2 separate regions of the Homo sapiens genome follow, and region 2 is linked to region 1. A link is a contact called in ENCODE Hi-C or POLR2A ChIA-PET data. All regions are on one chromosome and are shown on one strand. The core of a region is the stretch at or near the end of the contact, and the rest is flanking DNA. Distances in the headings are between cores, read along the strand shown.

The links. Hi-C counts contacts between places; a loop is a spot of excess contacts on that map. ChIA-PET counts read pairs that join two places held with the same protein, here RNA polymerase II (POLR2A). Pooled maps may share reads with other maps.
Region 2: a loop to region 1 is called in a map of OCI-LY7, with 5 times the contacts of the local background. The contact joins two enhancer-like sites. A Hi-C loop is called at or near these places in 1 of 168 maps with a recorded cell type or tissue (OCI-LY7), 4 of 37 single-sample maps with no recorded cell type and 4 of 50 pooled maps. POLR2A ChIA-PET finds 5 or more read pairs at or near these places in 2 of 52 experiments (OCI-LY7 and activated CD4-positive, alpha-beta T cell).

What each region holds. Positions count from the first base shown.
Region 1 is chr12:66,233,528-66,239,190 of GRCh38, reverse strand. The region is part of intron 8 of IRAK3 (interleukin 1 receptor associated kinase 3); the gene reads right to left. It also overlaps the pseudogene RBMS1P1. Among named protein-coding and RNA genes, the nearest start is that of MIR6502, 15 kb to the left of the region's middle. RefSeq lists a silencer at 3,700-3,979 and an enhancer at 4,040-4,119. Within about 2 kb of position 3,968, at least 14 of the 41 ENCODE cell types and tissues checked have a DNase peak (open chromatin) inside an H3K27ac peak, as active enhancers do; they include OCI-LY7, where a contact is called at or near this core.
Region 2 is chr12:66,690,738-66,696,142 of GRCh38, reverse strand. It overlaps a transcript of GRIP1 not described here. Among named protein-coding and RNA genes, the nearest start is that of GRIP1, 14 kb to the right of the region's middle. RefSeq lists a silencer at 1,940-2,234. Within about 2 kb of position 3,807, at least 2 of the 41 ENCODE cell types and tissues checked have a DNase peak (open chromatin) inside an H3K27ac peak, as active enhancers do; they include OCI-LY7, where a contact is called at or near this core.

The sequences.
Region 1 (5,663 bases), core at 2,719-5,218:
CATGATTTTATAGGAAACATTAGAAATGTTCACCAAGATTATCTCTTTGCTTTGGAAACATTAGCAGGAATGAAATGTCTGGGATGGAAAATGCTAAGGATAAAATGCATTTCCATTTAAAATAGTTCATAAATGTGAAAACAATTAAGCTCACTAAGGGCTAGGAGGGAAATAACAAGGAAGTTTACTGCCTTCAGATGCTTTTAAGTGATCCTGTAAGTCAAAAACATCTTCGTTTCTCCAATAAAAATGTGAGGGTCTTTGGCCAAGAATATAGGCTGCAACTTTTCAAGATTCTTTTCTTTAAGTCCTTTCCTTCTCAAATTCCACCACCTGGAAGCAGGTTTTGTTTTTATAACATTCTCTTTGAAGAGTTCAAATTACTAAGACATTTTTTAGCTAAATAAACCCCCAGACTTGTTGAAAACACCTTGGAAACATGGGCACTGCTTCTCCTGTGGGTGTTTCTGAGCTGTGTCTTTGACAGCTTCTTCCTTAGAAAGCTATCTACTCTCACCGCTTTCCAGGCCCGATCTCCTCTTCAATGCCTCTTGCTTCTGCCAGGAGTCCAATGTCAGCATTTCCAAGTTTCTGCACACTAATTATGCTCTCCTCTCCTTCCCAATTTCCCTGTCTCTGCTGATGACGCCAACATGCTTCCATTAATCCCAGACCTTTAATTCCTTAAAAAGTGCATGATGATTGGACTCACACAAACATGGAATGCAACCTCCCTTTTCCCTTCTACAGCCATGAGACAGAGGCCAGTCACTAATCTCTGTAAGCCTCAGCTTTCTCCTCTATCAAATGGAGATAATAACTGTAATACCTGAACTCAGGCTTGCTGGGAGGATTGCTAACAAGTTATTCAGCAGGCGTTGATGCCAGGTGAAAAGTCTCTGGCTCTCATTGAGCTCTCTCATCTGACTGCAGTCTATCTGCTACCCTTAAGGTATTAGTACTTACTATGCAGTCAGGACAAACTATGCTTTCTGCTGTCTTGGCCTCTCCCCATTCTGTTCCCCTCATCTTGAAAATACTCTCCCCTGCTTTATTTTTATCTGAGTCCTCTCTGCAGCCATAAGATTCACTTCCTCCATAAACTTTTCACTTGACTGCTCCAAATTCCAGTGCTCCTCCTTTCTCCAAAATTCCTGCTGTACAGCTCCAACGACATTGTTTGACACCCACAGGGAGCCCACCTGATGTTGTTTACTTAAGCATAATGTTGAGTCTATAGAAGATACTAAGTAAATATTTGTTGATATAATCAATTATGTAAAGAGGATTTGAAACTGAGGGTAGCCCTAGACTACTCAGTATAGGAATGGTGAATATGTGGCTTAAATGTTGCCATAACATTTATCCTCCCAAAACATCCTCCCATATTCTTGGCAAACATCAAAAATTTAGTTCAGAAAGCACCCACCATAGATTCTCTTTCAACCCTGCATGTGGGAAATCATTATCAATCAATCAGACATGGAACATGAGACAACACTGACTTGTCATCACTGCTATAGAATCCTGCAGAGGAGGTGAATGAGGCCCACAGGGTTGACATGACTTGTTCCATGCAAAACCGCTTAATAGCAGGGCCAGAACTAACACCTAGCCCCACTATTTTTCTGTTTGGTGCTCTTTTGATTTACTATAGTTAACTGAGACATCTTTTTACTCAGCTACTCATGAAAGACTAAGAGACTATTGATTTCAAAGAGAAATGAAATGAGCTTTTATCTCCTTTTTCTTTAGCTGTATATAGATAATTCCAGCGGCAAATGGGCAAGTCACAGGATTTTAGCTCCACAGAAAAGAAGTCTGAATAATGAGAGCTGCACCCAAATGGAGCTGGACCCCCACAACATGCTGGGCCCACCATACAGCAAGGGTTCAAGTACAGGTTGGATGAAGCACTTTTCTCACATTGTGGGGGGATAATTACAGCTCATTGCCAGGCCTGGGTTGTGCTTTCAGTCTATCACCTCACTTCCTCCTCACAATGCTGGGAGAAGGTGGAGCACTGTCACCCCAGTTCCAGATGAGGTAAGAGACTGAGCCTCAGGGGATTAAGTGACTTGCCCAAGATCACAGTGCCAGAAAGTAGAGGAGTAGGGATTTGTACTGAGATCTATGTGACCCCAAAGGCCACACTCTTAACCAGTGATGAGAGACAGGGACAACAACGAGATCGCTAGGGTGGCTGGTAAAGAAGGGGAAGGACAGATGAAAGACTAGGGAGAGGGTGTTTCAGAAAAACAGGCATTTCAGAACTTTGACTAAAACCTGCTCCAGAGTGGGCAGGTGGCTGGAGGCGCCTCCCTAAACATATCTGACCTCATTCTGATTTGGAAGCTGATCAGGGTAAAGCTTGACCAGGATTTAAGAGAATACAGGGTCACGTTCTCCTGTAACAGTCCTAGACTCGTGAGTACAGAGCCCAGTACAAAAATAGGCAGGTGTAATGTCAAAGAATTTGACAGCAACAAGAGGTCACCTTAAGACTGTCTTGGTTGGCTCCGAATGTGCAAGTGCGAAAACTTTTGGCCACTCTCTGGCCACAGAAAGAGAAAAAAGACCTGGGTCTGAACTCAGATTTCTTTTTCTTTTCCTTTTTTTTTTTTAGACGGAGTCTTGTTCTATCGCCCAGACTGTAGTGCAGTGATGCAATTTCAGCTCACTACAACCTCCACCTCCTGGGTTCAAGCAATTTTCCTGCCTCAGCCTCCAGACTAGCTGGGACTACAAGCACAAGCCACTATGCCTGGTTAATTTTTTTTTTTTTTTTTTTTTTTGGTATTTTTAGTGGAGATGGGGTTTCAGCATGTTGGCCAGGCTGGTCTCAAACTCCTGACCTCAAGTGATCTGCCTATCTCAGCCTCCCAAAGTGCTAGGATTATAGGTGTGAGCCACCTCACCCGGCCTGAACCCAGATTTCTGGTGGTCTTCCCACATCCACATCCTCATCCTCATCCTCCCTCCTCCCTGCTGAAGACATGAGAACCATTTCACTTTGCTTTAGACAAAAGATGTTATTCACACTTTGGGCACCAGGCTGCTGAATAATGATTTTCCAACTTTCATTTTAAAAACTATTTTAAAACCATAAAAATGACAGATTATCAAGCTTCTTTACTGATAAAATTAATTACAGAGAATGATTGAACTGATAAGGATTTCATTTAGTAACTTGAGACTGTCTTTTGGAACTTTTTCCAATTAATTGGTTTGAGACAGTAAGGTCTGACGCCAAGTTATTTTTGTCTAATAAATTTTATGTTATTGCTAGACTAGAACATACTTCTTTAAATACAATCTAAAGAACATAAAGAAGTAAAAAAATAAGCCATTGAAAAATAAGCTATAGGTTCTCCAACCAAACAAAACGTTGTTGATATTTCGGTATATTTTACTTTTAATATTTTTTTAATGCATGAATTTGTAGTTATACAAAGTTATAATTATATACTATACGCTACTTTAATTTGGTCTTTTCCACTTAATCTCACTTTATATACATTGTTCCATGCTATTTCATACTATTTAAAAACATAACTTAATAATATCGGAGGACGCGGCGGCGCTGCTCCTCCGCTGCCGCCGGGAGAGTCGGCGACGCCGCCAGCTCCGCGCGCGAACTCCCGTCCATGGCACGCAGAGCGGCGGCTGCCCGAGCTGCTCGAGTCTCGCCCCGCGCCGCGCCGCACTTTTAGACGAGTGCGGAGGGGAAGTCAGCGCGGAGCTGCAGCCCCCGCCGGCCGCCGCCGCGCGGCGAGAGGGAGTTCCCAAAGCTGCCTCGGCCCGGGGCCCGGCCGGCCCCCTCCTTGCGTCCTCCCCCTCGCGGCGAGGCTGCCCCGCGCCCAGGCTGCCCCGCGCCCGCGCCCGCCGCCGCGGCCCGCAGCGATGATCTTCCCCAGCAGCAGCGGCAACCCCGGGGGCAGCAGCAACTGCCGGACGCCCTATCGCAAGCAGCAGTCTCTGGTCCCAGCCCACCCCATGGCCCCTCCCAGTCCCAGCACCACCAGCAGTAATAACAACAGTAGCAGCAGCAGCAACTCAGGATGGGATCAGCTCAGCAAAACGAACCTCTATATCCGAGGACTGCCTCCCCACACCACCGACCAGGACCTGGTGAAGCTCTGTCAACCATATGGGAAAATAGTCTCCACAAACGCAATTTTGCATAAGACAACGAACAAATGCAAAGGTTATGGTTTTGTCGACTTTGACAGCCCTGCAGCAGCTCAAAAAGCTGTGTCTGCCCTGAAGGCCAGTGGGGTTCAAGCTCAAATGGCAAAGCAACAGGAACAAGATCCTACCAACCTCTACATTTCTAATTTGCCACTCTCCATGGATAAGCAAGAACTAGAAAATATGCTCAAACCATTTGGACAAGTTATTTCTACAAGGATACTACGTGATGCCAGTGGTACAAGTCGTGGTGTTGGCTTTGCTAGGACGGAATCAACAGAAAAATGTGAAGCTGTTACTGGTCATTTTAATGGAAAATTTATTAAGACACCACCAGGAGTTTCTGCCCCCACAGAACCTTTATTGTGTAAGTTTTCTGATGGAGGACAGAAAAAGAGACAGAACCCAAACAAATACATCCCTAATGGAAGACCATGGCATAGAGAAGGAGAGGTGAGACTTACTGGAATGACACTTACTTACGACCCAACTACAGCTGCTATACAAAACGGATTTTATCCTTCACCATACAGTATTGCTACAAACCGAATGATCACTCAAACTTCTATTACACCCTATATTGTATCTCCTGTATCTGCCTACCAGGTGCAAAGTCCTTCTTGGACGCAACCTCAACCATATATTCTACAGCACCCCGGTGCCGTGTTAACTCCCTCAATGGAGCACACCATGTCACTACAGCCCGCATCAATGATCAGCCCTCTGGCCCAGCAGATGAGTCATCTGTCACTAGGCAGCACCGGAACATACATGCCTGCAACGTCAGCTATGCAAGGAGCCTACTTGCCACAGTATGAACATATGCAGACGACAGCGGCTCCTGTTGAGGAGGCAAGTGGTCAACAGCAGGTGGCTGTCGAGACGTCTAATGACCATTCTCCATATACCTTTCAACCTAATAAGTAACTGTGAGATGTACAGAAAGGTGTTCTTACATGAAGAAGGGTGTGAAGGCTGAACAATCATGGATTTTTCTGATCAATTGTGCTTTAGGAAATTATTGACAATTTTGCACAAGTTCTTGAAAACGTTATTTATAACGAAATCAACTAAAACTATTTTTGCTATAAGTTCTATAAGGTGCATAAAAACCTTAAATTCATCTAGTAGCTGTTCCCCCGAACAGGTTTATTTTAGTAAAACAAACAAACAAACAGATTTTTATCAAATGTTATGATGCAAAAAAAAAAAAGAAAAAGAAAAAAGAAAAGAAAACTTCAATTTTCTGGGTATGCACAAAGACCGTGAAGACTTATCCAAGTGCATGACCGGATTTTTGTGGTTTTGTTCATTTTGTGTTTAATCTGTGTTTTTTTTTTCCAGCTGTATGAAATGGGCTTTCTGAAGTTTAACTAGTCCGACTTCACCCATGGTGTTCTGTGCTTGCAGTGCGAGTGTTGCTGTAATTCAGTGTTGCCGTCAGTGTCTCTCTTCTTAGCTTTCCGGCCTTT
Region 2 (5,405 bases), core at 2,558-5,057, 460 kb before region 1:
AAAAAAAATGGGGTTTTGAGATAATAGTAATTTTGCTAATCATTAGCTTATTCCATTTTATGCCTATATTGTGATTTGATTCTCTCTTCCCCTCTTCATTTAGTTTTTCCGTTTTCTTTCAAGCTTCATTCCCATTTGCCCCATGCTACCAGTTCTTTCTTCTCCTGGAATATTTGCCTGCTCCACCATGGACAGACTCTTAGTTATCCTTCACAATCCACCTCCAGTCCCACCTCCTCTGTGAACCTTTCCTACTGCCTCATTTATCCATTCTTCTCACTAATTTGTTTTCTCCCTTTTGCATCCACACATCCTACTGATAGTATCAATAAAGCTGATATTCCACTGAATTATTGTTACTTGTTTAAAGATACCCTGCATATGTAAATGACATTGCAGAAAAGATATTCATTAAGTGATATTTTTATTCCATTCTATCACCTTCACCAATGCCCTCCCCAAGAAGCTCCTTAAAAACGAAGATTATCAACCTCAATTTTGTACCTCTAGTTCCCTCCCCAGTGCTTGAAACATTTGCTTTCAGCTAGCAACAACACTGTAGCAGTTTTGGATAAGATAACCTCCTACCTGCCTAGCAAGGGCTTTCAGATTTATGCCCATGGATCAATCCCATTAGTGGTAGACATGGACTAGGGCCAAGAGGAGGAGTGGAGCCAACCACCGACAAGTCACAGGATCTCCTCCTCTCGTGTGGCCCATAGCTCGTGCTGTGTATCCCAACCTTGGGCTAATCAGTCCACTTCTGGAACAGGTGTTCTCTGTCCAGCATACTGTGGCTGACAGGAGAGGGGAAGAATTTGCCACCTGGTCAGAATTTGTGTAAACAGATGCCATAAAAAAAAAAAAAACAGGTTAGATTGCATGCTGGGTCAGCAGTTGAGGAGTGCTTTGAGAAAAGTGTCTTCCCCCTATGAGCAAGGCTCCTCCTCACACATGGTCAGCCCCACTTCTCCACCCAGAGGAGGTAGAGCCTGTTCTAGGAACTCCTGTTGAACATCTAACACATCGTACTGCACTGGCAGCCTGATGGTCTTTATGACTTGGTTAGAGACAGATGATTTGGAAGTGGGAATAAAAAGCTTTCTTCCTTATTTTAAAAAGATTTGCCTTTGTTTTATGAAATTATAACAACAACAGTTATCAGTAAGACTTTAGTGCTTCAGAGAGATGTTGGACCTCAGATAAGACACAAAAGGAGATCTCACTTAGCCATACCCTCAGCCTGCAACTAGCTCTGCCCTTAGGCTCTGGGTATTTCCTGATCTTTGGGATGTCTACTGTGGTAATCCGGGAACTGGTTACCAGCATCTATTCCCTGGGATATGGAAGCATCTCAGGAATAGTAATGACTTATAATTTTATACTTAGAAAACCAGGATGTCAGTGTACTAGGTGACTGTGGGTTGGGGAAGAATATTAGACCTCAGAAATAATAAGTTAATATCACCAGCAATATCAATAATAGTATTACTGTTTATCACGCACTATGCTAAATACTTTACTAATAATGTAACATAATCCTCACACTAGATATTTTTATTATCTTCATTTATAGTTAAGGAAAGTGATGCTAGCAGATGATAACAACATATAATAATACGTACTGAGCATTTACTGTGAGCTGGCACTGTGCCCATCTGCCAAGATCCTATCAGAATCATGATTCAAACCCTTGTTTTTATTATTATAGGATGAAATCTCCTTGGGGAAGAGGTAAAGGATATGTGGAAACTCTCTGTTTCCACATTTTTTTGCAGCTTTTCATTAAGTCTAAAAGTAATTCAAAATAAAAAAGTTTTTTAAAAACTCAAAACTACAAAGCTCATAATGGCCACTCTCTGCTGCCTCCTCTGGATAATGGCCTCAAGTAGAAATGCTTAGCCCATGTCAGGGATGCTCACAACTCAAATCATGCTGGAAACTGTTCTGCAGGTGTGCACTCCTCAAGGACCCCTGTCTAGTATGTGGCATTCTCATCTTAGATGTGATGAATCTATGTAGTTAGTATGACACATTTTCCCCAGCAGATGGCAGTAAAATGTCTTGAGGAAGAGATGCTGTTTCTGATGCTCATAATAGTACCGTCTGGGCTGGCAGTGGCCCTGAGAGTGCTAAGAAATCTGGAGAAGAGGTAGCAGAATTGAGAAGTGTTTAGGAGGTGAAATTAGATAGCAAGTTGGTGTGGTGTTTTGTTATAAAGATGCCAAATTTGAGTGCAATCAAATCAACCACTAAATTTATCATCAGTTCAAAGGATTTACTCTTCCTGAGCATAGTCCTTCATTTTATGTATCTGTATAATTTCTATTTTTAAAATCATGGGATTCGCCTTGATACAATAGTGATCTAATGAAGAATGAGGATTAATGGAATTTTCTTGTCCATGAATAGACCCATAAAACAGGAAATTTTTTCATGAATGGGCTTTAGGGAGTCCGTGGTCCACTTGCAGTTGTCATGTGAGCATATAAATTTGTGTACATTTTACCGGGGAGAGCTCCAGTAAAATCATATTCTCAGATGGGCCCAGAATGTGTTTAAAAAAATTCTGTCTGAGAGCATATCACCCCGGAAGGCCTAAAATAGATTCAAGGGAGAAGGACAGCAAACTCAGGTGCCTACAAGGGCCAGGCAGATAACAGTGAATGAAGGAACCCTAGTGGGGACTGGGGTGACCTGGAGAATGTATGCCCCAAATATCCAAAGAGGCCACCATTGTCCAGCCCCAACTGAGAGTTGCATGCGGGAATGCAGGCCCAATGTGAAATGAGCTCTTGATTTTTAAAGAGAATCCACAAACCCATAACTTTAAATAAACTATAGACATTTCTGAAGTGTGCAAATAATTTAAAACATTTCTAAACATAGCTCAGGCAAAACGAGCGTACTTACAGGTCACGTGTGGCCCTGGAGCTGCCAGTTTGATAACCTGAGTTTAGACATCACCCTGTCATTCATAAGCTCATGACCTGGCTCTCTTGGGACATACTATGTTAAGGAACTCTGGTACTACTAATTATTGGTTACTATTATAACAACATTCATAGTAATAATGACTAACACCCTAGCACTTTTTATGTATCAAGCACTATCCTAAACACTTTATTCATAACTCCTGTAACATTCTCAACACCCTATGAAGTTAGGTTACAGTGGTTTCCAGCATTTGTTATATGTTAGGTACTGTTCTAGGTCAGGACTCCTCAGCACAAGTCATGACTTACGAAATAATTCTGTAATAATCCTATGAGTAGCTAGAGAAACTGAGGCACAGGAATATTTAGTAACTTGTCGTAGCTCATTTCCTAGATTCAAACCCAGGCAGTCTGGTCCCAGAGCCCACACTCTTATCACTGTGCTGTCCTGACTGCCTCTGGGATACTCTGGGTACTGGTTGTTTTTCAAAGAACTCTCAGCTGTGGTGCTCAGTGGTCCTAGACAAATCCCCTCCTCTCTGCCATGACAATGTGGCACTTCTGACCAAATGCAGTCAGCCCCAGGTCTTCTGTAAAATCCATCTCATCATCTCATTTTCATGTATCACCAGACATACTTTATTCAATCTTTGTTTTTTTTTAAATCTCCTCCAAAATGAACAGATCATAAATCCTTTGCTAGATGAAATTTCCAAATAATGGTGATAGATGGCCTTGTCTTTTGTCTCCTGACTAGTTTGGCCCTGCCTGTCATCACAGCAATCAAAGAGTTGTAAGATGCCATGTAGACGCAGTGCCAAAAAAGGAAGGGACAGCTTAATTCTCCACTCAAATTTCTGTTTCATTTGAACTTCCTCATATGAGTGAAACTTCCTACAGGGTTACACAATTGGAACTCCTGAAATAAGTGAGAAATTACAGTTGTAATTTTAGAGAATTGACTTTAATCTGCAGCTGCAACCTAGAATCTGTATCTGAGGAATGAGAATTGAGATTATGACATGGGAGCATGCAGTGATTTGCAGAATGCACTTGTTTCCAGTTCTGTCTATTGGTGCCAATGCTGAAATCCAAACCCTGCTGAGAGATTGATAATGGAAAACTGAAGGTGGGAGGAAAAAAGCAGGGTATAAATCTACTCCAAAGCTGTCAAATGCAGTGAATTATATCAAATGGTTCTCTAATTTTCTACTTGGAAGATACCTTTTATTTTTTAAAAAAAGATAAATTTGGCTGTTACTTTACAGCTTTGCACTTCCATCAGCTCACCAGTTTTATGATGCTTCCTGTGAGCAGTGGGTCTTAGCGGTTGGTGCATTTCCATTAGCATGCTTCTGCAAAATAGTTCATCCTTCTGTGAGTCCCTTTTGATCAATTAAGCGCCTGCATTTCCCTACGCAAACAAGTTAAGAGAGAGAATCTATGGAAGGACTCTCTTCCTAGGGACTAATTTTAATGTCATTTCTAAAAATAAAGTATTAGATATAAAGGCAAAAGAAAGGTAGCTTTAGAATAAAAGATGCTTGTAAAGAGGACACTTTCATTCACCACTGGGACTTAGAACCAAACTTTCGGAAGAATGAGTGGACAAGGGCATGGTGGGAGCATTGTCGAATTCCAGGCTTGATAACGTAGGCAACCATTAAGAACCATTCAGAGATCTATATAACAAGAAAGGTAAAAGTTGATGGATCTAACTTTGGAAAAGTATATGTATTTTTTAATTCCTTGTAAAAACTTGAAAGTAAATTCCTCCCTGTTGTATTTTTAATGAAATATTTAGACTTTTCCCTTTGCTTTATGGAAGAAACCTCTAGTGTATTCATTTGATAGTTTTTCTTATTCAGCCTAAGCACAAATCACAGCACTTGAACAAACCCAATGTTTCTAATAGTTTGTGCTTTTGCCTTCCACCAGGACCACAGATACAAATGACTGAAGGCACATTCCTTAAAGAAAAACCTTGACTATGAGAAGTGACAAATAAGGTTTGGTTTAGAAGTCATTGAATTTAGTAGTGGTTGCACTGGAGTTGAGTGGTGGAGGTTAGTTCTGAAGTTAAAGCATGAAACAAAAATCTCATAAAATGAAAATTACCCTTGACTAATTCTTGTATTTCTTGGGTTGAGCAAATAGCATAGCTGGCTAGCATGGAGAAAAGGGAACCTATTTACACTGTTGTTGGAAATGTAAATTAGTGCAACCATTATGGAAAACAGTATGGAGGTTTTTTTGTTTTGTTGTTTTGTTTTTGACACTGGGTCTTGCTCTATTGCCCAGGCTGGACTGCAGTGGCAGGATCATAGCTCACTGCAGCTTCAAACTCCTGAGCTCAAGCAATCCTCCTGCCTTAGCCTCCCGGATACCTGGGACTACAGGCACACACCACAATGCCTGGTTAATTTTTCTAAGCAACATAGCGAGAACTTGTCTCTAATAAAAATTAAA